Linked DNA regions of Homo sapiens: region 1 is linked to region 2. Evidence: read pairs that join two places in POLR2A ChIA-PET (ENCODE). Cell type or tissue: OCI-LY7. All regions are shown on one strand. Each heading gives the region's core, and the rest is flanking DNA. Links, peaks and the distances in the headings are about the cores only.

Evidence for each region. Peaks named below come from ENCODE experiments on the same cell type or tissue, not always from the same donor. Only the 100,000 strongest peaks of a DNase experiment are listed, where the experiment ranks them.
Region 1: POLR2A ChIA-PET joins it to region 2 with 8 read pairs; 3 of 35 experiments call an interaction of 5 or more read pairs at or near these places.

What each region holds. Positions count from the first base shown.
Region 1 is chr9:68,794,658-68,810,345 of GRCh38, reverse strand. The region is part of intron 2 of PIP5K1B (phosphatidylinositol-4-phosphate 5-kinase type 1 beta); the gene reads right to left. Among named protein-coding and RNA genes, the nearest start is that of PABIR1, 22 kb to the right of the region's middle. In OCI-LY7, for the core only: no CTCF peak of the experiment used is centred there; a DNase peak (open chromatin) is centred at 7,585; H3K4me3 peaks cover 569 bases; H3K27ac peaks cover 486 bases.
Region 2 is chr9:68,898,266-68,913,953 of GRCh38, reverse strand. All of the region lies in intron 8 of PIP5K1B (phosphatidylinositol-4-phosphate 5-kinase type 1 beta), which reads right to left. Among named protein-coding and RNA genes, the nearest start is that of PRKACG, 110 kb to the left of the region's middle. In OCI-LY7, for the core only: no CTCF peak of the experiment used is centred there; no DNase peak of the experiment used is centred there.

The sequences.
Region 1 (15,688 bases), core at 3,111-11,110, 100 kb after region 2:
TTGCGCTAACTCCATTAGATAGTGCTTTTGTTTTGGTGCCTCTGCCAAGTTTCTTAGGTAGGGCCTCACTTCAAATCCTCTTTGGAATGAGGAGAGGACTCATTGATTATTTGGTCATTATGAGTGCAACTTGCCCTATGGGAATTGGGCTTCCAATAGGATAGCCATATTCAAATATTTTCATGCCATTCAGGCTGTGTATGTTAACATTTCCTAGCGCATTTCCCGAAAGACAAAGCAATTGGAAGATAATTTGGGCCTTGGTCACACCTGCATGTTAAAGTCAATCATTTTTGTTTTATTTATGCTCTTTTGAATTCATTTTTATTACCTAACACCAAATAAATTCACTCTTTCATTCATTCAATGAACATTTATGGAGCATAACATGTCAGGCAGTAAGCTAGGCCCGGGGCCATAATGACAAGGACAGGTACTCGTCTTCAAAGGAATCCTATTAGCAGGAGAGACAGGCATTGCAGTGGCTACAATTTACAATGTGGCATGTCCTTTACTCTGGGTTTTTGGAGGAGGAACTGCATAAGTCAGCCTGTGGGGCTCATGGAAAGCTTCACTTATGAAGAACACTGAAATTGGACTTAGAGCCGTTTGCTGGGGACATAAGGTTGAGAGCTAGAGGGTGGAAAAGAGTCTGGGCACCGTGTTGGCTTGCTTACAAAAAGACCCAGCACCGTGAAGGGTATTTAAATTTTCATGGGTGTACTCAGAGATCATGAGTCCTGCATTTTAACAATTTGCCCGCAAGTAGCCCGAGGTTTAGGATGTTACCTAAAGGGTTACCAACAGACTTCCTCATTGCTCCTTCCACCTATGATCGTAAGTCCCTCTTAAATTTTGTGCCAGAATAAAAAACAAATGTGTGGAAATTTATATGGATTCATGAAAACCTAGGGAGCTATTCTTAGGAAAACGTCAGCCTGGTAAACAGTTTTGCTGGGAAGATAGGAAGTATTATAGTTCTTCTTCTAGAGCCCTTACAAAGAGGCGTGGTATTTTTTTTAATGTGGGTTTGGCAACAAAAACAACAGTAACAACAACAACAACAAAAAGCAGGAGAAAGCAAAGGTTTAAAATGTGCTGGGTTATTTTCTGAGGCTTAAACAACAAAAAAAACACCAAACTGAAACAATCCTTAACATAGTTTCCAAAGCAGAAATGCCTGTATTTTTCAGACCAGAAAAAATTCTTATATTAAGAAACTATAGGCTTAGAGTTTTTTAAAGAATATTTGCATAAACTCTCAAAGAAATGCAGAAAATCTGTATGTTAAATATTTGTACAATGGAGGCCACTTCTACATACATATGTTCAGACATATGGTATGTTACACATTTGTATGCTTAGAAGCTGTAAAAATAGAACTATGGTGTCTTACATTCAATGTAAAGCTCTCCTATTCTTACTGATGAAAATAATTTAAATGAGGTTTCACTTCATGTATCTAATATTTATATAACCAAGCCACTGCCAAAACCAATTCCAAACGATGGCACCTGCTCGCTATGAATCCAAATGGAGACCAATCAAAACAAATTGCAGGGCTCTTATATTCTCTCATAAAACACATTCATCAATTCTCAGAATGGCTCTCCCAAAGTGAATAAACAGAATAGCTATAAATGGCAATGACAAAAGGATCAGCATCAAATGAACCACTTGTAATTCATTTTCCCAACAAAGGTTGTGCTAAAAGAATTCATAAGCCTTTTCAAGCCAAGCCTTCATTGCAAACATTAGACAGAAGAAAGTCGCCAGTGAAAACAGCCATGACGGATGTGTTGCTTTCAGACCAATGTAACTCACAGCCTTTCATGAAAAACACTGCTACTGCATGATGTCCTGCAATGATTTTCATTTTACATATACAAAGACATAGTATGTATCTGTGTGTATCTGGTGATAGTGTCGGGGTGGTGGGGAAGCTGGGAGTCGGGGGGAGTAATTAGTTAGATAGTCATGATATTTGGCATGGAGGCAAAGAATCCATGGAGATTTAACTAACACTGTTACTTTTCTATCTCTTCCCAGTCACATCTGGGATAATCACAAATAATCTCACATAGTTGAACTTCTTGCCTCTATAACTTGCTTACATTTTTTCTTCCCCTTTTGTTTTGTTTTGTTTTTGAGACAGAATCTTGCTCTGTCACCCAGGCTGGAGTGCAGTGGCATGATCGCTGCTCACTGCAACCTCTGCCTCCCAGGCTCAAGTGACTCTCCCGCCTCAGCCTCCTGAGTAGCTAATATTACAGATGCACACCACCACGCCAGGCTAATTTTTGTATTTTTGGTACAGACAGGGTTTTGCCATGTTGGCCAAGCTGGTCTCGAACTCCTGACCTCAAGGGATCTGCCTGCCTTGGCTTCCCAAAGTGCTGGGATTACAGGTGTGAGCCACTGTGCCAGCCTCTTCCCTAGTTTTTACCATACATTTGATACTGGGTAGACTTCACAATATTATATCTTTACTACATGGCAATATTTCTCATTTTTCATTCACCAGCTTATGCTTTTTGTCCACATTTTATTTCTAAGCTATTTTCCTCTTTTTTTCCTAAGAGTACATGCCTTGGGAATTATTCAATTATTACAACAATTTATGATACACTATATGCAAATAAAACCAGTTTTGATTGGCAGAAAAATGTTTGGTCTCAGAAACAAACAAACAAGTCTGTTTGCCTTTGTTCCTGTAGCAGCCTGCAAAGTATTTCTGCGTTTATGTCATTTTCTATTGAGAAACCAAAGCCACACAGATCCCCTATATGCCCCAAATACAAAGAACAGCTGATAGTTACCCTGCCAGGTGTCTGGGGGCTCTGTGCCTGTGGGGAAGTCTGAAAGGCCATAGCAGGGAAGCAGGAAGAACTGTTAAATAAATACAATCATTGCAGGGGATGGCCAATGCTGTTATGGGCAGAAAAGGACTGAGCAGGAGACAAATTTTGTCCAAAGGAAAAAATTTTTAAAAGCCTTTCTGTAGTTTGGGTGAATAAGCTTAATTCGTAACAAGCAATGAAAGTGGTTTCAAACTAGGCACAAATGTAAATGCCTAGATAGAAGCAGTCATGAAATGACCACTTAAGATCTATTCTTCAATGAGGAGGGTATTCATTTACTCAAACATGTATTCCCGGATGTCTTTATGTGAGGTACTTTGAGGTATACAAGATGAATGAGATGGTCCCTGTTCTCAAGGCACACAAAAGAGAAGCCAAAACTCAAGCACATGTAATAATGGGAAAGTCTTTAACAGGATTAGAGTTAATACTTTTACTTGGCTTTGCCTCTAACAAGTATTCAATCATCACAGTCAGAGAGCTTATATGGAATGTTCTTTAATATGTAATAAAAAATTAAAAAGCAAAAAAAAAAAAAAAAACCAAGGCCAAAAGAGATAATAAATCAGCCACTAATCACTGAATATTAAATTTTCCAAGTGTTTGACATGTGCTTGGCTGTGTGCAGGTTCAAGACACACTGGGCAGGCAGCTGCTTTCAACAAACCAACAATTTCCCTAGAGAATCAAAACTAAAAGGAGTTCAGAGGAGAGGGAGGTGACTGTGGTCTAGAGTCAGGGTCTACAGTCAGCATTCTTAAGTCATGGATGAGAGATGTCAGAGCAGGAGGGAAGGAGCAGGCGTGGAGAAGGGAAGGGCCATGGCATGTCTGGTAAGAGAAAATTATCCTGTGCTGATACGATGGGAATTCAAGGGAAGAGGATGATTAGCGGCGGGCTAGATGGCCCTGGGAGACAGCCATGAATGTGACAAATTAAGGAACATCTGCTGAAGGCTTCTGAATAGGAGGCCAATAAAAATTGTAAAAATAATATTGCTTAAAAGAAGGCGAGATAAAATGGGAAGCGAAAACCAGATTTGAAGGGTGACTCTAGAGCCTGCTGCAATAGTCATGAGGATGAAGACCTGAAAGACCAGGGCAGAGCTGCAGGCTGAAAGGAAGGAGCCCCACAAGATGTTTACAACAAAAACACTGTCAGAACCTGAGCAAAGCCAGGGACTGAGGAGTGCAGGGTTAGCAGTTAAGTCAAGATGGCAAGGCGTGCAAGCTTCACTAACCACTGAAGATCATGGAGTTCTCAGAGCAGCTTTCTCCCTGCCTGGTCATAACCTGTGCCACCTTTATCCCAGCTGCAGAAGGAACCAAGGAGGGACACTTGAACTAGGCTAAACCAGCAGATTATCCAAAGCAAGAACTTTATCTACAACACAGGGACTGAGTGAGTCAAGTGACTTTTCAGGTCAGGTAGGGTCAGGGCTAGCCAAGGTCCTGGGAGAGTGAAACTAGGAAAGCTGCAATTTAATCAGACTGTGGAAAGATGCACAGAGAAGGCCCTGTGTTTCCAGACAGACAGAGATACTGCTACAGCCTGACAACTCTCCAGCTGTGTAATGTCTAGCCATACTCCCTAGCAAGCAACTGGGTTCTGGGAGCGCCCCTGTATCTTCACAATCCATTCAGCATTCACTTGAGTTCTTTGCAGGAGTTTCTAGTCCTTACAGCCAAACTCTCCTTGACTAAGACAGAAAATGTTTTATCAATAAGCTGCCATAAGCCTAGCAGAGGTCATTGCTCCAATCTCCACTTGTCACTACCCCCTCTGGAGAGCCACACCCTAATGTGACAGGTGATGACAGCTCGGTGGTCACAGGAAGAGGCTCTGGTGTCACAACACTGCCCAGCTTCACTATTGACTCTGCCGCACACCAGCTGTATGGAATCCTCAAGTGGCTTAACCTCTGTGTGCCTCAGTTTCCTCATCTGAAAAATAAAACAAATAACAGTACCTCTCTCACAGGGCAGTCGTTAGTAATGTCCAAGATTTACAGCACTCCAATGTTCCTGGCACACCATACGCAGTCCCTGCACTCAGCATTGTGATGACTATTTTTAGCTACTCTCACCAGAAGGAGCACCACAGGACAGAGTGGACCCTCATTGCCCTGCTCCCAACCTTCTCGTGGCTACAGAAGAAACTCCAGGTATTCGAGGCCTTGCAAAGTGTGATGCTCACCCTCATCTCTGGCCGCTCCTCCACCATTCTTCCCACCCTTGAGGTGAAGGAGCCTCTACACACAGGGCCCCCTGCGCCCCACATGCTCCCTCTCAAGTGTCAGAGGGCTCCTTCCTCTGCAAATGTGGCAGGTGCTCTGACAGCCTCTTGCCTGCACCAACAGTGTTTGTTCTACTTGAGCTAGCCTCTCCAGGGCTGTGCCAATCTCAAATGCCTCCCCCTGAGGACTTCCTTGAAGAATGCAATGCTTCATCTGCTGTGCCCTCACAGCCCTCAGCCAACGCACTTGCATTCTGGACCAGTTAGGCGTTTAGGTGACCCTGGACTGCATGTGCTCTCTGTCCTATAAATAATCATTATCACAGCCAATGCATATGAAACACTCCTTTGTGCCAGGCACTCAGACAAGTACTACATGAATTAACTCATTTAATTCTTCCAACAACTCCAAGTAACAGGTTTCTGTTATTATCCTCATTGCTTGGTTGCAGAGGAAAACGAAGGCAACAGAGAGGTTAAATAACTTGCCTCTAGCTGGGTGAAGTGGTGCACACCTGTAGTTCCAGTGCTTTGGGAGGTCAAGGCTGGAGGATCACTTGAACTCAGGAGTTCAAAGCTGCAGTGAGCTATGATCATGCCACTGCGCTCCATCCTGAATGACAGAGTGAGACCCTGTCTCTCAAAAAAAAAAAAAAAAAAATTGAAAACTAGAAGAATAAAATATATAAATAACTTGCCCAAGGTCATACAGTTGGAGCCAGGATGGGAATGCACAGACTGTCCAGTTCCAAAGTGGCTCTTAACCTCTCTGCTAATACTGCCTATTTGAAGACTTCGCTTATTTCCTTAAGTCCGCTACCTGCCCCCTGCCTCCCCGAGGAATGGTGGGCCCTTTGTTTCCTGCCTTCCCACCTGTAAACTATGAACGCCCATACCCATCTTTGTCCCTCTCTGATGCACAGCTAAGGTATGTTCTCCGCTCCCCACAACACATACCTGTCTGGAGCTTTATCAGATACTCTTTTTCCTGAATCGACTACTTTCCCTCATCTGGCTCTTCACCCTGAGAATATGAGCATGTGAACTCCTTCCTGAGACCCTTCCTCCTGGCTCCTGAAACCTCTTCTTCACCTTGATGCTCCCTCCTGGCTGCGGCATCATCCCACTCCCTTTATGCTCAAAGTCAACTCCTCAAAAGACTGTTGTCCATTCTCCATCTTCACCCCCACCCCTCCACACGCTCATGGAGGCACAGCAATCCGGCCTCCTGGACAACCACCCCAAGTTCAAAGGTGGATTCCTCATTGCTTCACCCAAGCAGTCATTTCATTCATGACCTTCCTCAACTTCTCTGAAGCACGGACACTGAATACCTTGCACACAGCAGGCTCTCAAATCTGTGTTGAACTGATGAATGACCAGTCCTCCTTCACTGACTGTCCCTCTTCCCTTGGCTACCTGAAGTGGCCAACACTGTCATTTGCCTACCCCAAATACCCCAAATCCCTTTTCCCCATGTGCTTTATTAACAGGATCATAGCTTTATTTAGGAAGGTAATGTTCCCAGTTAAACAAACAAGAAACTTGTATTCCTAGACATTCTAGCAGTGAGGTATCGACAGACATTTACATCCAGAGAGACTTGTTAGAGGCAAACTCAGTTGGGAAGTGCATGTCTGCCACTTGGCATTTGCTCTTTGCCCTTTCTTCCACGGATGATGAACTTGGGAGACAGCATGAGCAGGGCCTCCATATATGCCTGGTTTTCCCTTCCTGGTATGCCTGGCTTTCCTCCACTTCTCTGAACACTTTTTCTTGGGCTCTCTGGCAGGCTTCCACCTTTTTTGACTGTTTCTTAAATGTTCCTGTTCCTCATGGTCTTCCGAATTCTTTTCTTCTCACTGCTTCTGAATAATCTCTTCCATCACCAATGGGTTTAACTGCAACCTACTTGTGATGACTCCCAAATAACTCTTTGAGCCCAGACTTTCTTGAGCTCAAGATTTATATTCCCAGCTGCTTTTAGGGTTTCTATAGTATCTCGCAGGCACTATAAATTTAAAATGCTTCAATTGCAGTTTATCGTATCCCATCCAGCTCAAAGAATGCCACCATTAGCACCCAGTTGTCCAAGCCTGAAATCAAGGGGCCATCCCAATTCCTCCTCAATACATCCTCCCCACAACCTATCAATTAAGCTCTTTCCAATCAATCTCCTTGATGTTCCTTGACTCTGAGTCTTTCTCTGCATTTTCCCTTATACAAACTTAATTGAGATCTCATCATTTCTAACACAGATTGCTGCCCTAGCCTCCTAATTAGTCTGCCTTGTTGGTGAACAACATTGCTAAAGGGACTTTTCTATATGCAAATCTGTCTAACCACTCTCCTTCTTTAAAATCCTGCAAGGGCTTCCCACTGCTTCAGGGCAAACCTCAGAGGTTTTGGCACAGCGTATGACCTCTCACGACTCTCATATCTCCTCCCAGCTCACCCCAACACAACTGCAGCCACATGGGATGACTGTCAGCTCTCAGAATGCGTGGTTCTCTTTGCATCTTACCTTTGCACACACTTCAATGCCTGGCACATCCCCTTCACTCTCAGGCTGAGTGCTCTTTGTCCTCCAAGATGCAGCTCAGGCATGACTTCCTCGTATGAATCCTCTCCTACCCCTCCTGAGGCAAAGGGCAGCGTTTCTTCTCTGTACTCACGTGCTCTGGGACTAACTCTATTGTGACACTTACTGACTATATTGTAATCCTCAGTTTAAATTTCTTCTCTTTCTAGTACACTATTGGCCCCTTGAGGGCAATAACCTCTGTCTATCCATCCATCCATCCATCCATCCATCCATTTTCTATCCATCACAGTGCCTGGCACATGAATAGACACAAAAATGGAAAGTTTAATGCATATATGCGTATTTCTGTTGTTCTTAGATAAGCTACCTTGAGTTCAGAAAGGATGTCTCATTTTTTAAGTCCTTACACATTAAGTAGATGCTTCATAAATGTTTTCTTCCTCCTTTTAGCACTGGATAATCAAGGAATGTTCAAGCATCAAACTGACATGAAAAACTAAGGATGGCTATCAATTTAGTATTTCGAATACTTCCATAAGATATCTTTTCTTGCTATTCCAGGTTCATTCCATAAAGTTTCAGTTTCTTTGAATAGTTTCTCTTTTGGAATAACTTTAAAAATCATTATAAATGCAACTCATATCTATTTTAGAAATATGAGAAAGAGACAGAAAATCACAAAGAAAATAAAAGGAGCCATCAATCTTCTCATCCAGAGATGCCCATTATTTATCTGGTGGGGTATCTTTTTCTAAGCTGTTTTCTGTGATGGTAACACACTGACTTCACTCTCTATCGCCTGTTTCCAGACTGGCACAAGGGCCGAAATGCGCTGCTAATATGCTGGGGCAAACCCCCATCATTCATTCCATCAGAACTCAACCTAACAGTCAAAAGACAAAACAAGGAGAGTCCGTGTGGTGGCCACTCTAAATGATGAAGGCTTCTTAACCTGAGATTGGGCTTGTTTTGGAGCATGCTGTTCTTTGGCTTCAGACCATACTCAGGTGTGTCTTCCGGACTTTCCCTTATCTCTTTGATGAGATTCCGTCCAGCCTGACCAAATGTACTTCTTTCAAGTGGTATATTATATTCACAGGAGTAACTCTGTAATCTTATTATTAAACTCTGTCAATCCCTGTGGTTTTGAAAGTACGAAAAAAATCCCAAATCTTTAGTCTTGGAATATATTTCAAATCTCTCCCACCTGGCAGGGTGCCTCAACACCCACCACTGTGCGGATGTCTCAGTATTACATGTACCCTCTTTTCTCAGCATCAAGGAACAGCATAAACCTATACTTCTTAAATTCAGCCCAACTGAAAGAAATCCAGGAAGTATTTAGCATTGTTGTGATTATTAGCAATCCAATATGAAAAAAAAAATGTGCCCTTTTCCTAGTGTTAATACCGCTAAGTATCCCTGGAATTCTAAGTTCTCTCATGCCCGGGCTTGTTATTTTCCCTTGGATAGCCCTCCTTTGAGAATTTTCAGCAGAATATAAAGGACTATATCCTGGCTCAAGCAAAGCACCCTCTCCATCCCCTCCTCACACACACAAATTAAATTTGCCTTATCAGAAGGAAGGCAGGGGCATCTGGGAACAGAGCAATGGGTTAAAATATCTATGGACCAATCCACCTGTGTGGTAGTAGCAGGTGCTGACTCAGCGAGGCCTGAGAGCCCTAGGAATGGACATGGAAGCCTGCAACTTGGATCGACACTTTTCCTATCTGGGATTTCTATATGAGGGGGAGAAGAGATGCAAGCACAGGGAGACAACTGCTCAAAGTATTCCAACACTTGGAGTGCTTACAGCTCAAGTTCCTCAAGAACTTAACAGTCATGGAGAATTTGGAGCAAGGGTACCCAAATATGACCTTGGGAAGCCTAGGACACCTTTGTTTGAATGACAAAAAGGCAACCTTTCTGATTTAGCAAATGCCTATGCCCTTGCAGAAAAATGAGAAAAAGATACCACCTCTGGGCAGACTTAACCCTGCAAAGAAAAAGGCCCCTTTTCAACAGCAGATACAGAGCGTGGCAGCTGAGAACAGGTTGGAAATCAGCCTCCATCTACCCTTCAGTGGAGCCCCATTGTGCACTGCACTAACTATAGAATCACACATAAAGGCCCGACATCCTCTTGACATAGATGCTATCCATGGATGACTGACTGGGATGGGTCTTCAAGGCCTTCTTACATCAGTAAGAAGGAAATGGTGAGGTCTGTTGAACCCAAGGTACTTCAAGCAACCCATGTTTCTTCCCCATGCCACAGAAAACAAGGAAAACTGGATTACTCATCCATTTAACAAACACCTGTGCATGTGCAGGCCCTGTCTAGATGCTGGATGAAAAGCATGGTACAAACCTCAAGGACTATTGCATTCGAAAGGCAAGGTCTACCCCCAACATTTGCAGGGCCTAAGCAAGAGAAAAAATGGTAGCCACATACCACATGCTGTGTGTGAGGCTTCTCCTCACTCACTGGCCCAAACCGGGCACCTGCTGCCCACAGGTATCTCCACCAGCCCCTTCACCATCACTATTTTCAGTTTCTCTAAGGAACCTGATATGGGAAGGCCAGGCTCATGTATGTTTTCTTTGGAAAAATATCTATTTAAGTCCTTTGCCTATTTTTCAATCAGGCTCCTTATTTTTTCTTTTGCTATTGGGTTGTAGGGGTTCCCTATATATTTTGAATATTAACCCCTTTTCAGATGTATAGTTTGTTAATATTTTCTCTCATTCCATGAGTTGCCTTTTCATTCTGTTGATCATTTCCTTTGCTCTTGAGTTTGATATTGTCCTAGTCCTATCTGTCCACTTTTGCTCTTGTTGCCTGTGATTTTGGTGTCATATCCAGGAAATTGCTGCCAAAACCAATGTCATGAAGCCTTTCCCCTAGCTTTTCTCCTAGGAGTTTCACAGTTTCAGGTATTATTTTTAAGTCATTCATCCATCTTGAGTTGGTTTTGCGTCTGATATAAAAGTCCAGTTTCATTCTTTCACATATGGATATCCAGTTTTCCCAACACCCTTTGTTGAAGGTACTATCTTTCCCTATTGTGTATTCTTAGCACTCCCGTTGAAGATCAATTGATTGTATATGTATGGGTTCATTTCTGGGGCCTCTATTCTATTTTATTGGCCTATATGTCTATTTTTATGAGAGTGCCATACTCTTTTGTTTACTGTGGCTTGTAATATATTTTGAAGTTAGGAAGTGTGATGCCTTCAACTTTGCTCTTCTTTCTCAAGATTGCTTTGGCTATTTGGGCTCCTTTGTGGTTCCATATGAATTTAATTTTTTTCTATTTCTATAAAACAATACCATTGGGATTTTGATAAGAAGTGCAACTAAGAGGACTTCATTCTTTTGCACAACTGTTGTGTACCCTAAAATTAGTCACTGATGAACAGAAGGTATGTACTACAGATAGAGAGTTTCAGTATTTTCAAGTATACTCCAAATGCTTTTTAAAATTACAGCCAACATATTGATGGAAGGTGTGCTTATCTCAAATATAATTTTAGCTGCATCCAGATTTCCCTAGCTTTGAACTTATATAGCCAACTGACAGCTCCCTTTAGAATCCTCAAAAACATATTAGAGATAGGTCCTAAACAAAACTCAAACACCTCTTTATTTCTGCCCCTGCAAACTTTCCCATCTCATTCAATGTCACTTCATTCCCATTTTTACTCAAGTCAGTAAACTTCATTTACAAAAATCAGTCATTCTTGATTTCTCTCTCTTTCTCCTTAGTATGCCCTCTCCCAAATCTTGCTGATTTCTCAAAACCATCTTTTGTTCTCCATCCTAATTGCTACACCTCAGCCCAGTCACCAATATCTCTTGCCTAGACTAATATAACATCCTCCTACTTGATCTTCCTGCTCCCATTCTCCACAAGGCAATAATGGTCTTAAAAAAGAAATCAGTTCAGGTTAGGCCTTGTGTAAAACCCTTTAATGTCTTCTTATGGCATTAGAATAAAATCTAGACTTCTGATCTTGCCCTATAAGACCCCGTGTGGTCTGTTGCCTGCCTAGCTCTCCATGCTTATCTGATGCTATGCTTCCTCTTGCTCACCAGCCTCCTTTCAATTCCCCAAGTGCATGCACATGCCTCCCCCTTGCCCATGATGATTCTCCCTGGCCACTCTACCCAAAGCAGGTGCTTCTCTGTGGTTCAAGTTCTCAGCCCATTGTTTATTTCCTTCCTAACATTTATTGTAATTGGCAATGATTTTACTAACTACTAACTACCTTTTATTGTTTTTGTCTGTTTCCTCTCACTATAATGTAAACTCCATGAAGCCAGCAGCTTAACATGTCTATTAGGAACTAGAGTGAAAGTTAATTCAGTTCAATGACTGGTCCACAGTGTCTACAGTAAGAGCTCAAGAAATATTTACCAAGTGAACAATCTTACAACCATCTTAAAAATTCACCCCAATTATTGCTCTCCAGACTTCTATCAATTAAGCTTCTAAAGCATAAACAAAAATTTCTTTCTTATAAGACAAACTCAAAACTTTCATTATACTTTGAGGAAGTTTAATTCAAATCTGGGCTCCAACAGATTATTTTCTTCAAATATTCACATTGGCTATCAAGTGGAACTCCACGGGGAATGAAAAAAAACCACCATGGATGCAAATTCAATTATTAAAAAAAAGGCAGTAGCATAACAGTACTCATGCCTTATTTAATGTGGAAAATATTTAAATAAGATCATTATGGCTCTCTTACAGCGTATCTATTTAGTCTAAACCTCTGGTTCCTTTCCACTATAAATCTACTTTGTTTGAAATCTCAGAATGTATAGCCCAAGGCTTTTCCAATGCTAAAACAAAACAAAACAAAACAAAACAAAACAAAACGGGCACAGTGATCTTTATCACATTTTGGAGTATTAATTACTAACAGCACAAAAAATTTAGCAGATAATTTGAACTATATATTCTTTATCTATTCTTTCTTCCAATCTCTTTGTGAATCTGTAGCCATAATTTCTAAGCAATTAAATCCAAGACAGGAAAATAGTATGTCATTGAGACAAGAAGTAGTTACAACAACTCCTTAATAAGCCATGTCCATTTCATCTGATCTTTCAGGGTCAAATGGTTTAGTAATTCCCTAAAAAGGAATAAACAATGAAGATTTTAAAAAACTGAGAAATATGGAAAAATAAAAACAATTAGCAAACACTACCACCATCACCAACAAAAAATTCAACCCAATACTTACTCCAAATGTTTTAAATCAACATTGCAATTCTTGTTTGCTGGAGAATCCTAGAATATACTCTGTTCTTTGCACATATTGAATGACACTCATCATGTACCCCTTGTCTCCCTGGGGAATGCCTATCCACTTATTAACCTGCTAAAGAGTTGCTTCCTCTGTAAAAACCTTTGCATTTCCTTCCTCTGGGTTCCTGTAGCATCTTGGACATATGTCTTTTACACAGCAACAAATAACAACAAAGCATCGTAGACATTAAACATATATGTGTGTACCACGCCAAGAGCAACTTAAGGACTTGTCCACTCGTCTTTGTAAGCCCAGGCCCTAGGACAGTGCCAGGTACATAGTAAGTATTCATTCACCACATTTATTGAAAAAATGAATAATTAACTCATCTCTTTTACTCCTTTTCCTAAGATCTATATATGGTCACCATATTTTATAACCCTAAAACTGACAACCATGATGTCATAAAGGGTTTTGGTGTCATTTTTAGGTGCATAAAATAGAAATATGCTAGTTTTGATGTCCAAATACTAGAATTTCTAAGATGTTTCACTGGGCTACTGGAGGGAATATTTGATAACTAACCTAGAAAACATGGGATCTCAAGTTGCCATAGCTATGAAAGACGGAAACGGTGGTGACCTTAAATCTGTGGGATAGATATCTAACTCTGGCTTCTTTCTCATCTCCCCACTTCCTATGCTCCAGCCTTTCTTTCATTCAAATGACACAATGGTAAGGATCACTGACTTCCTGGCAACCTCACTAGCCATGAATTACGGGTTGCTCTGGTTGAGGAGAAGACAACCTCGGAGCATCATTTCCTGATGACATTATCAAAACTCTCTAGTTTGGATCAAATGAGGAAAATGCTGTCTTAGATTCATGAAAAAATCTGAAATGCAGATTATGTTCAGAAAACTACACTTTTCTTCTTTTTTCAGTCACACACAGGAGCTCCAAACATGACCATCAAATAAATAACAAAACCGGTTCAGAAAGGAATGTTTTAAGAATGAACAAAGTTGAATTAGGTATTTTATATTGGCAAGTCTAAGAAATGTTTGTGGTCTTTAAATTTTAAAAGTTTGTTCAGATGTACATCAGAACATTGTAATTGAGGAAAAAATTGAAAACAAACTAAAGAGTAACAGTGGATTAACTGTGGTACATCCACAGAAAAAAATAACATGCAACTATCAAAAAAATGCAACTATCAAAAAAATGCAGAAGCATATTTAAAACATTCACTGTATATTACATGGGGAATAAAAGCTGTTTATGGAGCTGAATATACAGCAGGATGCTATCACCGTATGAAATCACATATACATATTTAGACATAGAAAAAGCCTGGAACAATATACATGAAGTGCAAACAATGGCATCTCAGTGAAGTGTACTACTTTTGCTTATCAGAACTTTCTACAATTTCTAAAATGAACCTGCATCGCTTCTCTCATTAGAAGGTGTAATTTGCCTGTTTCAGTATATTTTGTTATTCTAATCTTTTTTTCACATGATTAAAATACATATCTTATGAAAGTTTGCTCAAAAGTAAATGTCATTTAACTTCTCATCCTAATTATAGAACAAGGTTGATTGACTGTGTTAAAATTAAAGCAGATTTCTGAATTCTCTATGAAAATATGAATGAAATAGGAGAAACCCAGAAATTTTCATGAATGTTAGGAAAACTAAAAGGAAAGCTCACTGACTTCCTATATACCATCAAAATTGCAACACCATTTCCCTAGAAAGAGTTTTAGTCTGGAAGATTTCCTAAAGTCTAAAACATTTGCTAATGTGCAAATATTTTAAGACACATATCACAGATTTCTGTGAGCAACCATTCCACATATTTTCCAAGCGTTATCTATCACCATTAATAAACATTCACTAAGTTCTTTCTCAGTCAACTGGTATTAGGAAAGACAGATAAACTATTGTCCCTTTCCTTCAGGAAATTTGCCCTAAAGATAGGGGATTATTCCATATATTACATATATTCTTCGGGTTTCCATTTATTCAAGTTACCAGTTTTCTGAATAAATAACTTTACAATTTTATAGAGAATTCCTTTCTAATCCTTACTACTTTTTGTGATAAGAACCACTCCCATTTAACAGATGAAAAGACTAAGACACACAAAGATTAAGCAATTTGCCTAAAATCAGAAAGCTTGGAAGTCACAAGGTTAGGTGTGGAATGTAGTTCTACCAGCCTGTAGAGACACAGATGTTTTAACCATTAAAACACACACACACACACGCTCTCTCTCTCTCTCTCACACACACACAAAGTAAGGAGTACAGGCAGAAGGTAGTACACTGATTCAGAGGAAAACCAATACTACCTAGAGCCGGAAGGATCAGAGGACATTCCATGGAGTGCACGGCACTTAACTGACGTCTTGAAAGACAGAAATGCATTATCAGGAGAGATAAGCAGTTCCAGGAGAAGGCATTTTTCCCTGCTGGTTACAAATATGGCTTGGATGTCCCTCAGTCCTCTTTTGTAAAGGATCCAGACAGACTTCCCAACCCACAAGAAGGAACCTGACAATATTCTATGATTAGAAGGAAATCTTAGCAATTCAAAGTGAGGAAAATATTGTTTGTTTCCTATCATTACTGGTCCTCTCCTCTCCCACTATTCAGCAACAATTTTGCAAAGGAATAGGGAAAAATCTGCTCCTGAATAAAATCTAAGAAGACAATGAACTATTTTTTTTTTTTTTTTTAATTTACAGCACTCACTGAAGAGAAAAATGTCTCTGGGT
Region 2 (15,688 bases), core at 4,597-12,596:
GTCAGGCTGTGTGGTCCAAACTGAACTATTGGATAAAGTAAGACACTATCCTGATCCTGTAAGGGGTCCGATTTTTTTTTTTAAAGAATAAATTCCAAGAGAGAATTAACTTTTGAAAAAGTGATAAAAAATATTAAAAAGAGCTTCATCTCCTCTGTACTCTTCTTTTGGATTGCCAGCATCTGGGAAGGGTGCTGAGTTGTCCTCGTGAGGCCAAGACCCCTACTTTCAGTGTGGAAGGCTTAAAAAAAGAAATTCTATCCCCATATGTGGAAAGCTGGCCATTGCAGTTAGAGTTTGGGTTGGGAAAAATCACCATCGATTAAGAAATCTGAAGGAACAAAAAGAGAAATGTATATGCATATATTTTAAAACAAATTAAAAGGCTTCTGTAATGAGAAACTCTGGGAACAGATTTTAGTCACGTACTTTTAAGATTTGCATCAATTAGGAACAAAATAGTTCCGTTACTCATATCATCCCAGTCCTTTAATTAAAAGAATTGATAAATCTGCCAACAACTTAACATGTGTGAGCTTTAAGAGTTAGCAACATTCTGCAACATGACAGACACCAGTTAGTCCAGTTCATCACTCAGGTGCACATTTCCAGAATGTCTGCCTGACCTTACTGTTGCTAGTATATTCTGTACCTGTGCATTTACTATTCAAAACTCAGGTTACAATGCAAATACAGGTGCCTTTCCGTCTAGCTCTGGCAGGACTTTACTTCCCTACTTGTAAAAAAAGGAAACAGGAATGATTCACAGAACTATTTAAAACTGAAAGCAAGTTGGAATACTGCAAGGCTTTCTATTGCCAAAGTCAGATTCTTTCTTCCTTCTCTCTCAAGGACTAATTTAAGTCAATAACAACATTGGAATGTAGTAAAAAAGTCAATGTCAAAGTCAATGTCAAAGCAGCTGCTAGAGTACCCTGAAGACACAATCAAAAACTACCTGTTCTTGAAATGAGAGCATATTCCTCAGGTTTTCATGACTGGTGATGCATGAGTGTTCCTGTAACTTCTGTAGATTTGGGGACCTAATGTGGAAATATCCTAACTCAGAATCATAGGCATTGCCATCCTCTCTTCATGACTAAAGGCTACAAAGAGCAGCTGGTCCTCCTTTTGCTTTTACATCTTTAACACCACATCACACTGCAAACTATCTTCTGTCTTACTGCTAGCAGGAGCTGGTGTGGCTGCAGGGTGGTTCAGTCTCCTTGCTCTGGAACCAGATGGCCTGGTTTGACTCATGGCTCCCCCACTTGCTTGTTTTTGGGCAAAGTATTTAACATTTCTGGTATCTATTCTCACCTGTATTATCTCTATAATAGGGATTCCTACCAAATAATTCCTACCAAAGTTACTGTGAAGATTAACTGAGTTAATCCGTGCCAAGTCTTAGGCACACAAAAAGCACTCAATTAATGTCAGCTATTCATGTTATTCCTCCACCTGCAGAATCGATCCCTATGACCAGCCCACCTTGAATCTCCCCTCTCCCTTAGCTATTGTGCCCTGGCTTCTCTTGGTTCTTTGTCTATTTGACTTTTCCACTTTTTCTTCCTGTGCCCTAAAGATGTTCACCCAAAGCTCTCTGTTTTTTCTACTTTCTAGTACTTACATTCATTGACTCTTTTGTTGGAAAAAAAAATGTTTGAGTGCCACGCACTGTGGAAGTTGATGGATCTTCAGGGATAAAACAACAGATAATTATTCCATACTCAACATTAAACAAGCCCGAATTACACATTGTAATAAGGCCTGGAGGGAAAAATCAGAGAGCTGTGGGAAGATCCCACAGGAAGTACCTACTTTCGACTGGGGGGTATTTCAGCAGTCCAGGTAAGAGAGGGTAATACTTGAATGAGTAGGGGCAGCTGGGGAGCTCGAGGGAGAAGTGGATAGATTTGAGATCTTCTTAAAGGTAGATTCCAATTACCATCTTTCTACAGAAAATTCCTAAATTGTTGCATTTAATCTGACTTCATTCCTAAGCTGCAGCCCAATATATTTCCTTCAGAACATCTCTAAACTTCTTTTTTAAATTAAAAAAATATTTTTTTGAAACAGAGTCTCACTCCATCACCCAGGCTGGAGGCAGTGGTGCAAACATGACTCACTGCAGCCTTGACCTTTTGGGCTCAAGTGATCCTCTCATCTCAGCCTCCCGAGTGGCTGGAACTACAGGCACATGCCACCACACCTGACTAATTTTTTGTGGAGATGGGGTTTTGCCTTGCTGCCCAGGCTGGTCTTGAACTCCTGGGCTCAAGCGATCCAACCACCTCGGCCTCCTAAAGTGCTGGGATTACAGGCATGAGCCACCATGACCATCTAAATGTCTACACATGGCCATGCTATAACCCTAAATTCTTACCTCACTCCAAAGCAGTTCTTTTTCCTCACTTCCCTCTTTTATTTGAAATCATTCTAATGCGATTTCATACTTCATGGCTACTTTTCCTTCACTGAGTCACCCAATCCTGCAGCTTCTATTATCAAAACGTTCCTTCTCTCTAATGATAATGAATTAATTTCAGTTTCCCATTCTTTTTTTTTTTTTTTTTATTTGAGATGGAGTTTTGCTCTTGTTGCCCAGGCTGGAGTGCAATGGCATGTTCTCGGCTCACTGCAACCTCCGCTTCCCGGGTTCAAGCAATGTTCCTGCCTCAGCCTCCCAAGTAGCTGGGATTACAGGCGTGTGCCGCCATGACCAGTTAATTTTGTATTTTTAATAGAGACAAGGTTTCTCCATGTTGGTCAGGCTGGTCTCGAACTCCTGACCTCAAGTGATCCACCTACCTCAGCCTCCCAAAGTGCTGGGATTACAGGCGTGAGCCACCATGCCTGGCCCAGTTTCCCATTCTTTCCTCACAAACCCATTCCTGACATCTGTGCTTGACCAGGTCACATCACATCCCTACTCAAAGCCTTCAGTCTCTCACCACTGCTTGGTGCCAGTGCTTCAATTTGACATAGAAAGTCCTCACTAATATGGCCCTAGCCAATGTCTTTTTGTTACTTAATGCCTGGCTAGAGACATTTGCCAGGCTAGTCTAACTGGAGCTCTTTACCCCTGAATGTGCTCTGAAGATGTAAACTCTGATGCTTCTGCTCATGTCGTTTCTTCTAGATGGTCCTTACCATCTTTTCAAATCCTACTGTTTTTTCAAAGCCTGTCCCCACTCCATGCAAATTTACTAATGATTTCAACAAACTATTGGGATATGTCTCCCCTCTGAAGACCCAAGCACATTATTAGTGTCCCTCTGTCATATAAAATTCTACCTCAGGTTACACCTATATTCTTTGTATCATACACACAAGACTTCATTTCTCAACAAAGACTGGTTTGACTTAGTGCATTTTGCTGTGTGCTCTGAACACAGTAGGAATGAATATTTGTTATACTGCTTTCCACATGTATAAGTAAGTGAAAACCAAAATATTCAGCAATAAAGAATGTAAAACACTACACCCTGTATCTTAAATATAAGAACTTGATACCTGTGCATCATGATTACAATGCCCATGAACAAATTTTTGGCACTAAAAACATTTACTGTGATTATGTGCTCTGTGTTGTCAGAAAAATAAAGATAAAAGCCTACAGTGCTTTCAAACCTACCCACACCATAGGTATTTTATATACACTGTGTCAAGGGCAAAAATCAAGCTGATATTTATAGAGATTCTTTTGATTTACTGTTTAGTAGGCATACAGCTAAATGGCAGATAAAAGGCAAAGTTGTTTTGCTATAAATTAGGCTGAGCTTTGAGTCTAGTAAGACTATCACATTTTTCTTTAGGAAGCCTTTGCAAGAACAGCATGTCACAGGCTTGGTCAACTGTGAAGGCTCTTTAATCATCCAAGAACGCTTGGTGCTGGCCCTAAGATGGAACACATCTCAAGGCCTTCTTAGTTTTCCTGTCCTCTGCTCCCTTGTCATAGGGGTTCTTATGGAAATTAACCCATTCAATACGTATTTTATTGCGCACCTACTATGTGACAGGTACTCTTTTGTTTAAAATTCCTTTGTGCAGTCTAGCAGACATATAATAAAATTAGAACATCCCCATTTTACCACTCCTGATGAATGAATGAGTCTAATCAGTGGTCATCAACAGGTACTAACATTGCAGAAAGAAAGGCATTCTGACATGATGTGCCTCCTGATGAGGGGAGACATCAAATATGAAGTCAGACCTAAATCTGACTGACTCAACCTGTAGGATCCTACAATCCATTTACAGAAAAAACGCACAAGAGAGGAGTGTGTTAAATGAAACAATGTGGTGTAATCAGCAAAATCCAGATGCTCTGGGATAAACAAACCAATATCTTCAACAAATACTTTCAAAATGAAAAAATCAGAGTGACAAGGAACTTAGCAAGTAGATTCTATTTAAATCCTGATCCAAACCACAAAAAGTTGTTTCTGAAACAATTAGAAATTTGAACACTGACATTTGATGATTAGTAAGAATTATTAATATTTTTAATCCATTATAATGGTATTGTAGTTTTTTTTTTTTTTAAAGAGTCCTTAGCTTTTAGGGATTCCTACTAAAGTACATATGAGTAAAATGATGTGATGTCTTGGATGTGTTTCAAATTATATGGGAAGAGAGGCAGTTAAACAAACAAACAAACAAACAAAAAAACCTAGATTGGCCATGAGTTAAAAATAGAGCACAGAGTATATGTGGATTCATTACAATATTTGGTCTACTTTTACATATTTTTATTGTATAAACTTTTCAAAATTAAAGTTTAGCGTGCTATTTTGAAATGCTTAGATAAAATGCACGTCTATACCTGTTTAGCATTAACTTACCCTTTGCCAATGATGAGCTAGAGATGGCAGAGAAAAAAACAGAAATTAATAATTTGGGATCTTAACTAAAGTGGTTAAAGCAGAAAACTTGCTATGTTCCATCTCACTTGATCAATCTTTGATGGAAGATCTGCAAAATAACCAAATTAACAAAATGTGGAGCTGACAGGAAGATGTATCAAGGGTCCTGAGTAATGTTTCCAGTTGGCCTAGAATCTAGTTCCTGAACAAGGAGTTAATGATTGGCAAATACATTTTTGTTAATTCAATAATGTCAGAAAATTCAAAATAGTGTCCTGGAGATTTTATGCAAATAGACATTTCTGAAAATACTGGTTTAGGGAAAAATGAATCCAAGGGCCTGCCATTCCTCACAAAGTAGACCCCTCAGAATACAGTTCTAGAATTCCTTGTATTGTGCCAGTTTAGTTAGAGCCAAACACTTTCTTTTCAATTTAATTAAATTTCTTCAGTAAAGCTCAGTGTTCTTTGCTAATGTCATAATGAGAAAATACAGGCTGTGACAAGCCATACAATTTTGGCTGGCAAAGCAGAATGAAATAAATATTAAATCCTTGTTTTGGCAATAATGTGTTTTTCATGGTGTGTATGCCGTGATTTAGAACTTGGGCTGTACTGGATTAACCTGTACCAAGGCTTTTTTTTTTTCCACACTTAAAAATAGCCATCCATCATTTAAAAAGATTTCATATACATGTATATATATAATGTGTGTGTATGTGTGTGTGTATGTATATATATATATATATTCACCAGCTTCCTATGCTGGATGAATTTGGTTTGTTTTCTTTATAAACACTTCATTTCTTCAAATAAAGATGTCTTCATAAATTATTTTGTAAACAGGTTTAAAAGTAATATTTTATGTTAAAATGTCACATCCTTCTCATTATATGATATATCTTCTTGTTGGCTTTACTATGAATGATTTACTTCATTGTGGCTTAACTGGTACGTCAGCAGAGAGCCCAGGCATAGGCCAGCTGTCTTGTGAGACTCAGAGGCCACACTTGGTCCAAGCACCCACATCCACGTCCATGTGTGAGGTAAAATTCTGGAACCCTCACCACTGTCTGCTACAGCCCACCAACTCTGGTAAACTGCCTTTCTTGGTAAAAAGAAAAAAGTACTTACCCTTCACCTTTCATATTACTCTATGGACAAAGAAAGAGAAGAAGAATGGAAGAATCTGTCCGTGATAAATAAGACCTTGATGGTTTAGACTTAGTGTTTAAACTCTAAGCTTCTTAGAAAAAGGACTACATCCTATTCATTTTTTGTACCTCCCACAGGTCTTAGCACAGAGCCTTCTACAGAGAGAAAATTCGGAACTGTTTGCTGAACAACATGTAATTAATTCGGCAGGAAGGTAAGGCAGAATTTATCAACTGAGATTCCTGTGGTTGTTTAAGGCTAAAGAAAACTGGCTGATCCATGCTCTAGGATTGTTGAAGCTTTCATAGAGCAGGAAAAATCTGAGGCCCGGGAAAGTCACCATCGGTATTGAGAAACAATATCTAAGAACAGCAAGTACCTACAGAGTGAGTTTTAAAAGAAGTGATGGAAAATCCAGGTTCTGAGAATTATCATTAGAAAAAAAAATCATTTGGAGTCTTATTTACTTTTTAATATTTATTTTAATATTTTTTTAAATATTTATTTTAATATATGCACATGATCAAAACTAAAGAAGGTACAAGAGTGGCTCAACATGACACAGTTGAAAGCCACACTTAGCATGAAGGTGACAGTTAAGGCAGAGCTGGAATGCGTGAGTATGGAGAGGCCTGTGGCAATGTTCTCAGCTCTGTGTGTCCACATGGGACAAGGACCCTATGTTTCCAATGGTGCTCACCTAAAAAATGGAGGATAAAACAGGGACAGTTCACACCTACCCTGAGAGAGTTCAACTTTGAATAAACAGAATATTTAACTGGAGGGGTGACTGTCTAAACCAGAAGAGACTGCAATATTACTAACTGATAAGTTTCAGTTTGAGGAAGTGGATGCTAGTAGGGAAAAGGATTCATAGATAATTAAGTAACTACATTTTCCCCGCACATCTGAGTGGACAGAGAGTAAATCTGCAATCTGGAATCACTGCTTTTTCTGGTCTTTGAAAATTTGATTGTAGACCTTTTTCTGAAATTGCTAACAAACTAGAAAAAAAAGTTGGATAGCCAATTCAGAATGAGGAATATCAGAGGATGGAGAATCTCTGTGTCTAAAGAACTCCCGTCATCATTTGAAGAGAGATCACCAAGTGCTTATGAAAATGCAGCAAACACTGAGTTGGTCGTGATAATGGTTTGTCCTTGGAACATCTGGAGCTGGCTGAATATGGGCAAAGTTTACAAATGAGGTCTTTGTGTGGAGAAATGAAGAGAGGAAGTTAACGAGATGTAGAATCATTCCAGCCAGGCTCGCATTAAGGCTGGATGAAGATATTTTAAATAAACGTTCAGTTTTAACTTCTCTGTAGCCTGAGTAGCTATGGACAATTGATCTGTCCAGTGAAGTACATATCCCTTTTAAAACACATTTCTGATGTATACATGTAGAAAGTTCGCAGATGTATCCTTTTTATGAAAAGTTGAATGTTATATATCAATTCATGAATAACAGATTGTCCTTGGCCATTTCATTCTCATGGAGGGAGACATTCCCCCCACGGACATTTTCTACCTTGTCACTTAGAAATGCAGTATTTGAAGGGACAAAAATGAGGAGAGAAGAGTTATCCTTGCTCGATCAAAACACTAAATTTGGCCGAGTACAGCGGCTCACACCTGTAATCCCAGCACTTTGGCAGGCCAAGGCAGGTGGATTGCTTGAGCCCAGGAGTTCCAGACCAAATTAGGCAACATGGTGAAATCCTTTCTCTACAAAAAATACAAAAATTAGCCAAGTGTGGTGGCATGTGCTTGTAGTCCCAGCTACTTGTGAGGCTAAGTTGGGAGGATCGCTTGAGCCCAGGAGAGAAGGTTGCAAGTGAGCCATGAGCATGCCACCAAGCTCCAGCCTGGGCAACAGAATGAGACTCTGTCTCAAAATTTAAAAAAACACTAAATTGAAAAATGTCTTTGAAGGAAGAACACTGGTGATATCAAAGGGACACTCAGTTGCAGGGTAGAAGGGCATGTAAAGAGTGTGGACTGATACTGACAGGGATGAAGAGCCATATACGTGGCCCCAAACCTCTCAGAAGCCAGTATGGGGTGATCTTTTCTGAAAGGTTCAGAACCACTGGATGTCCAAAGTACTTTACTTTTCACAAGGTAATCGTGCAGGCCCTGGTCCTACAGCACCATCGGTACTCCATAAATGTGCCCTGGATGTTGAATGAATAAAATTAAGCCCTATAAAATCAAACTGATTTTACTCTTTATTCTTTAAGCCTAAGTTGAAAGCTTCTGGGAGGAAGACAAGGTCATGTCTGACAGGTACACAATGCACTGGGTAATGTATCACAAGGCACATTTCTGAACCATTTTTTAAACTTTGTAATATTTTCCTAGACCTTGGAAACTCTCAAATATGCCTTAAATCTCTGTAACTCAGTCCCTCACTAGCTTCCAGAAGTTCCTCCCAAGGTATGGAGCCTCAATTCCATTTTGTAAATCACCAGGGTTTGCTGCCCCTAACATCTCTTTTGGATTGGCTGTTGGCAACTCTGCCCTGTTTTGCATCATGATCTGTATGACTGGCTTACGTCAGAATCCACAACCAGATCCACAGCAGCCAACCTCAAAGCCTTTCCAGATACATCTTCAAAGCCAGAGTTGCTACCATCAGGCCCCGTGTGGCCACTTCCCCTTCCTGCCATAGCTTTCCTCTCTGCACTCCCAGGATTCTCAACAGGGAGGAGAAGAGGGGTCCTTGGGGGCATTTCCTTCCCTTTGCTCCCTCCCCCAAATACTTTGTGGGTCTTTCCGCTTGGGGCCTATATTGACCTTACTCCTACACTTAGGGTCATCTAATCAGAGACCAGTAGGTTCTTTTTACAAAAAAGCCAGAAACTCTAAGTAGTAGATATAACATTGTTCTATTTCATAAGCCCAAAGATTTTAGCTCTCCTTAACTTGAATTATTGCATATATAAATTTCTGTGGGACAAGTTACTTAAAATGAAAACTTGCTAGACACATAACAACAAACTCAGGAAATGCTTCAACTCTCCAATCTTTAGGTAATATCTCTTTTAGGAAGAAAGGAAAAGGAGTTTATTTCTTAGAGCCGAGGAAATTACCTTCAGTCTCCCATTTTCATTCTTTCTATAGAAATTTTGATAATACTTTGGTTTGCAGTGAGAGTTTAAAAAAAAAAAAGCAAACTACTGACTTGATAATCCTTCCGTTTCTGTAGTGAATCAGAATTCTCAAAAGCTGCTCACACAGGATTCAACGTCACACATTGAGTCCCTAATCTCCTCCCCTGCAAGATTTCAAAAACAATCAACCCCCCTGTAACCGCTGCATTGCTCAGAAGGAAGCCTCGCTTTTAACTTAATAGGATTTCGTGTGCATGCACATTGGTAACAGTTGGCAAATGTCAATGGGCTTGATTATGCTTTTCATTAAATTTTTAAAATTAAATGTTTGGATTATTTATTTTACTTTGTGTTCCTTAGTCACTTGGCACTGTGTTCCTTCCTTGAAATAGGCTGCAAGATTTCATGAACTCATTGTCCTGTCCAAACCAAGCTCTCCACTAGGATTGAGCCCTTTCCTGACTCCTACAGCATCTGCCCCTGTATCTCCTTGTCAGAGTTAGGTGACCAGTCATTGAGCACTTCTAGCCCATGCTGCCTATATCTGTCCATGTTATTACTTAATGTTTTCATTTCAGTGGCCTTACCACCATTACACACAAGCTCCTTAAGGAGAGTGTAATGATGAAAGAACATGGGTTTGGAGTCAGAGAGACCTGGGTATAAATTCTGGATGCAGCACTGTGAGCTCTGTGGACCTGCGGAAGCTGAACCTCTCCTGAGGATTCACTTCTTTATCTGTCAAAAGGTAATCATACCACTCACTTCACATGGCTGTTGTGAAGATGAATGAGAGAACCTATATGTAATAGATTGTCTGGCTCAAAGTTTAAATAAATGTTACCTGAACCAACCCACAGATAAAGTAAGCCTTGGAAATGCATCCTTATTGTCCATGCAATAAAGTATTATGTATTGTATTGTATATACGTATTTGATGATTACATATTACATATGATTTGTTTTACATGTTAAGTTACTTTGGTATCTATAGGTTATATCCAAGATGGAACCCTCTCTCCACCAAAACCCAGAAGAGCATATTCTGTAAAATTTGGGAATTGTCTTACTTAGTAGAAAGTCAGGCATGAACAACAGCATAGAGTTATTTTGATTTTTGTAGCTACCCTGACACTATCTTGCATGGATTATTGTGTTCCTTCTGTTGCTGCCAGCAGCTCATTTCCATTCCCTACTTTCAGCAGAACTAAGCTGCAGCAAGCGGCAAAAGCCTAGACAAACACCAGCCCCCTCCCAAGACTACTGAACAGTTGTGGTGTATGGATGGTCTTCAATGGCGACACCAGTTGCCACCTAAATAAAAACTGAGAGGATGAAGAGGTCAACACAGTTGCAATTTAGTAATTCACTGGCCTTTAACAGACCTTGGACAAATGAGCAATACAAATGTACTCCAAACAATTAATCCACAAATTCACAATGTTGACATGATTTACCTTGGTTCTTTCCAGACAAACCATGTGTAGGTTATTACTAAAACCTGCTTTTATTATGTGCATTGACTAGGTAAGATTCACTATTCCAAGAATGTTTGCTGTTGCTATTTCCTAGGCTTCATCAGAAGATTGACACCAAGAGAAATGCTGTGTAAGAACTCTCGAGTGAGCTAAGACTGGGAAAATGAGGTTCCACAGTTCCCACAGAGCAGATTTTTAGTAGCAAACGTTAAACATGTAATCAAGTAATTACAATATAATGAAGCAACACCAATGGCTGTAGAATAGATTTAGATGAAGTCTCACAGGAGTGCTTATTATTAGAAACACACACGTTAAACTCCTGTATCGCAGGCCTTTTCTTAGGAATCTTGTCAGTTGCATAGTCTCACAGGCATATCACCAGGCACTAAACTTAACCACTGAGTTTTTCCGCTTTCTTTTCACCACTCTTTTCTATATCCCCAAACTGCTTTATTAGATTTATCTTTAGCTTTTCTGGGGCATATACTCAAGTAATTTTTTAGCAAGAGACTTAAATACACACTTACCAGAGTGGCTAAAATAAAAAATAGTGACAACAGCAGATGCTAGTGAGGAAAAGGAGAAAAATGGATCATTCATCCACTGCTGGTGGAAATGTAAAATGGTGCAACCACTCTGGAAAAGAGTATGGCAGTTTCTTAAAAAATTCAACACGCACTTACCATATGACATAGAAATTGAATTCAGGCATTTATCTCAGAGAAATGAAAACCTGTGCTCACGCAAAAGCCAGTATACAAATGTTCACAGCAGCTTTATTTGTAACACTCAAAAACTAGAAAAAACCCACATGTTCATCAGCGGGTGAATGTTATAAACTGTGATACATCCATACCAAGAAATATCACTCAGCAATAAAAAGGAGCACATTACTGATACAGGCAATAATTGGATGAATATCAATGGCATTATGCTGAGTAAAAAAAAGCCAATCTCAGGGGTTATATACTGTATGATTCCATTTATACAGCATTCTCGAAAAGATAAAATTACAGAGATGGAAAACAGATTGGTAATTGCACAGGATTAGGAAGAGTTGTGAGGGAAGGAGGTAGCTGTGGCTATAAAAGGGTACCATTAGGCATCTTTGAGAAAGAACTGTTCTGTACTTGACCAAGGTGGTGGTTATATAAATCTATGTACGTCTGAAATTGCACAGAACCTCCCCCACCACACATGTGCATGTAAAACTGGTGAAATCTGAAAAAAGCTGAAAAACGTCAGTAGGTTGTACCAAAGTCAATTTCCTCATTGTGATACTGTACTAAGGTTGTGCAAGATTGTGCAAGATATTACCACTGGGGGAAACTGAGTGAAGGGTGTATGATATCTCTCTGTGTTATTGCTTCCAACGGCATGTGAATCTATTATCTCAAAATACAAAGTAAAAAAATTTACAGGTAGAAAAATTTACAAAGCCCTTGCATATATGATATGACATCATTATTTCTGTTCTCACAATAAAACCTGGCTTGGCTAGGTAAGTCCAAAATCATTTTTTCTAAGACCAGAGAGTAGAAGGCATTCTTTTACTGTTTCTTAGGAACTCTTAGGATTCCTTCCAACTCGAACAATCTTTGATTCTATGAGTTGGTTTTATTTGTTCACCAACTTTAACTTTGCTTTATGCTTATACTGCTATGATATCAAACTATTACAGATAGCCAAAACTCATAATTTTAAGACAATGGAGCAAATCAAATATCTCATGGGTTTACAGTGTTTGTAAAACACACTTTGAAAGACAGTGGATTTGGCTGGGCATGGTGCTTCACACCTGTAATCCCAGCACTTTAGGAGGCTGAGGCAGGAGGATCATTTGAGATCAGGAGTTCGAGACCAGCCTGGCCAACATGGTGAAACCTTATCTCTACTAAAAATATAAAAACTAGCGGGGTGTGGTGGTCCACACCGGTAGTCCCAGCTACTTGGAAGGCTGAGGCAGGAGAATCCCTTGAGCCTGGGAGGCAGAGGTTGCAGTGAGCCGAGATTATGCACTACACTATAGCCTGGGCAGCAGAGTGAGACTTCATTTCAAAAAACAAAAACAAAAACAAAACAAGTAATTTAGGAGTGTGGAGTCAATGATGTCCCTGCACCCTTTTCATGTTTTGATTGAAGTCTAAAAACAAAATCGAATTCCTTATTGATGAGAGGATAATTTAAATTGAAGTATTTCTACCTTCAGGATATGTACGTCTCCTTTGTATTAGGTCTAAAGCATTTTTTCTTCCCCAGTGATAACTGAGAAGGCAAGCAATATCAAAAAAAGAAAATAAACTGTCTGAACAAAATGTAAAAAGTTTACTACCAGCAAAATTATAGCTGAATGGTAAGCAATAGCCATAATGTTAAATATTATATAAAATAACCCATTTTGTAACCCATGCAAACATGCCCATAGCTGTTAAGAATCTGATTCATAAATTCAGAACTTGCCTTACATAGAAAGACCCTTCTTTGCACATCAGAAAGTTTCAGTATTCTTGAGACTGGTTTCATTAAATTCTGAGAACCTATTAATATTTATGGTTACAGTCATTTGTGTGAAAAAAGAAAATTGGTTCCACACTCTTTAAAAATTAATAACATGCGGCTCAACAAAAATTATAATAAATGTAAAATAAGTCATTAGGTCATTAATTATCAAGACTGTCTCTGAAATGACTCTCACTTGAAGGATTAAAAATATTTGGGTTGTAAACACAAGTTCTCACTAATATACTTTGTCTCAAAGTCATTTCCCAGAGTTATTAATAAATATTTCAGCATATAAAAATTTATCAAATTAATTAAATGATATGGGATTCTAGATTTTACATAGATAACTTATATCAGAGAAAAAATAATCATGGTAAATTACAATGAATACAAAAATAGATCCTAATTGTTCTTTTAAAATTAATATATACATTTTCAATTCAAAAGAGTTTTCAATCACAATCTTGCAACATGTACTGAGTGTATAGAATAAGCCAGGTGCTGCAGCTGCAGAGAGGTGTAAAGAATGAGCTTTGCCCTTTGAGACATTTAAAGTCTCGCTGGAGAGACAGTACATACACCTAAAGAAGACAGGGGTCAGTGCTAATAAAATAAAGTCCATATTCACAATAGCAAAGACATAGAATCAACCTAGATGCCCATCAACAGTGGACTGGATAATGAAAATATGGTACATACGCAACACAGAATACTATGTAGCCATAAAAAGAATGAAATCATGTCCTTTGCAGCAACATGGATGGAGGTGAAGACCATTATTCTAAGTGAATTAACCTAGTAACAGAAAACCAAATATTGCATGTTCTTACTTCTAAATGGGAGTTGCACATTGAGCACATGTGAACATAAAGTAGAAAATGACAGACACAAGGGCCTACTTGAGGGTGGAGGGCGGGAGGAGGAGGGTAGAAAGATGGAAAATTTACCTATTAGGTACTATGCTTATTACCTGAGTGATGAAATAATCTGTACAGCAAACCCTCATGACAATTTACCCATGTAACAAATCTGCTCATGTACCCCTGAACTTAAAATAAAAGTTGGAAAGAAAAAAAGTCTAATGACCATTTACAACATTGCTTCCATGGGAAAACTCACTGCAATATAAATGTACTTTTGTTACACAAATGACTCTTGATAGGAGGACAACCAGTACAACTTTTCAAATAATCCCAAGTGATTCAAAATGGAGATAATCTACTTTATTAAATTCTCAGTGCAATTTTTGGCAGGCATTGCAGTGAAACTGGATACTTCCTCCAAAATAGGCAGAACTTAAAAAATAGCTAGATACACAAAAATCACCAAAGACAGGTTTCTTACCTAAACCTTTCTTTCTCTTTTTTTAAATCATTAGACAGCTGATTATTCCTCTGTTCAAATACATATTCCAATAAACACTTACTAAGTACCTACTAAGAACCAGGCATGTAGATATAAAGATAGATTAAGCCTTGCTCCTCAGGCTCCAGGATTTACATGTGAAAAAGTAACAGTGTATTAAGTCCCATGAAAGAAGTAAGCCCAGGATGCATGGGGAACCACAACAGCACGGTCTTGGAGGAACTGATCCCTGAGTAGTCCTGAGACGAGCAGGTGAGGGCCAGGTGTAGAAGAGGGGAAGAACGGTCCAGCAGAGTGAGGCATGCATAAAAAAACCAAAACCTTTAGAGAATGTGGCCAGTAGATTAGAAGAGCTGGAGAGTGGGGATCTGTATCAGAGGAGAGGGGAGAGAGAAGGCTGGAGACAGAAGCTGAAGAACGCATCTGGAGAATGTAGCAGGGACCAGATCAGGAAGGATATTAATGTTCCAAGCTGGGAATCACTGGCTTTCGCCCAAAAGCAGTGGGGAACCTTGGCCAGAGAGTGTTAAGTCTTCTGATCAGAGGATCAGTCTGGCAGCAGTGGTGGGGATGTGATGGAAGGCAATGATAATGAAAACCAGCAAAGAGGCTACAGCAAAACTCCAGGTGATGAATAACCACGGTCTCAATAAAAGCAGTGGCTGTGCCTACAGTGAGGAGGGGGCAGAGCCATGAGTTATTTGGTAGGCAGACTGGGACATGGTGATTTTACTGCATGCAGGGAAAGAGGGAGAGGAGGGAGGAAGGAGTAGCTTCAGGGTGCAGATCTGGGTATCTGGCTGCACGATGGTCATGTTCCCTGGGTCACAGAAGACTAGAAGAGGTGCAGGCCTGGCGGAAGATGAAGGGGTACCTGGGATGAGCAGTTTTCAAATAGGACACGCATCTCAGCTTGTCTGTCACGTGGGAGCCATTGGGGATGGTTTGAATAAATCCTGCTTTCTGGTTTTGATAGCAAGTGATCTGTGATGTCTTTGTAGTACTCAATGTCACCACTCTTTCCTTGGCTCAAATTAACTTGTGGGTATGGATGGCTGTGGCAGTGAGCATATAGAGGGTCAGACCAAGGGATAGGAAAGCCTTCAAGAAAGGGGACTCATCATTTACATATCCATTTCTCCCCCACCACACACAGCCAATGGGGAATAGCAATGTGGAGATGGGGTGCAGAACCTGACATC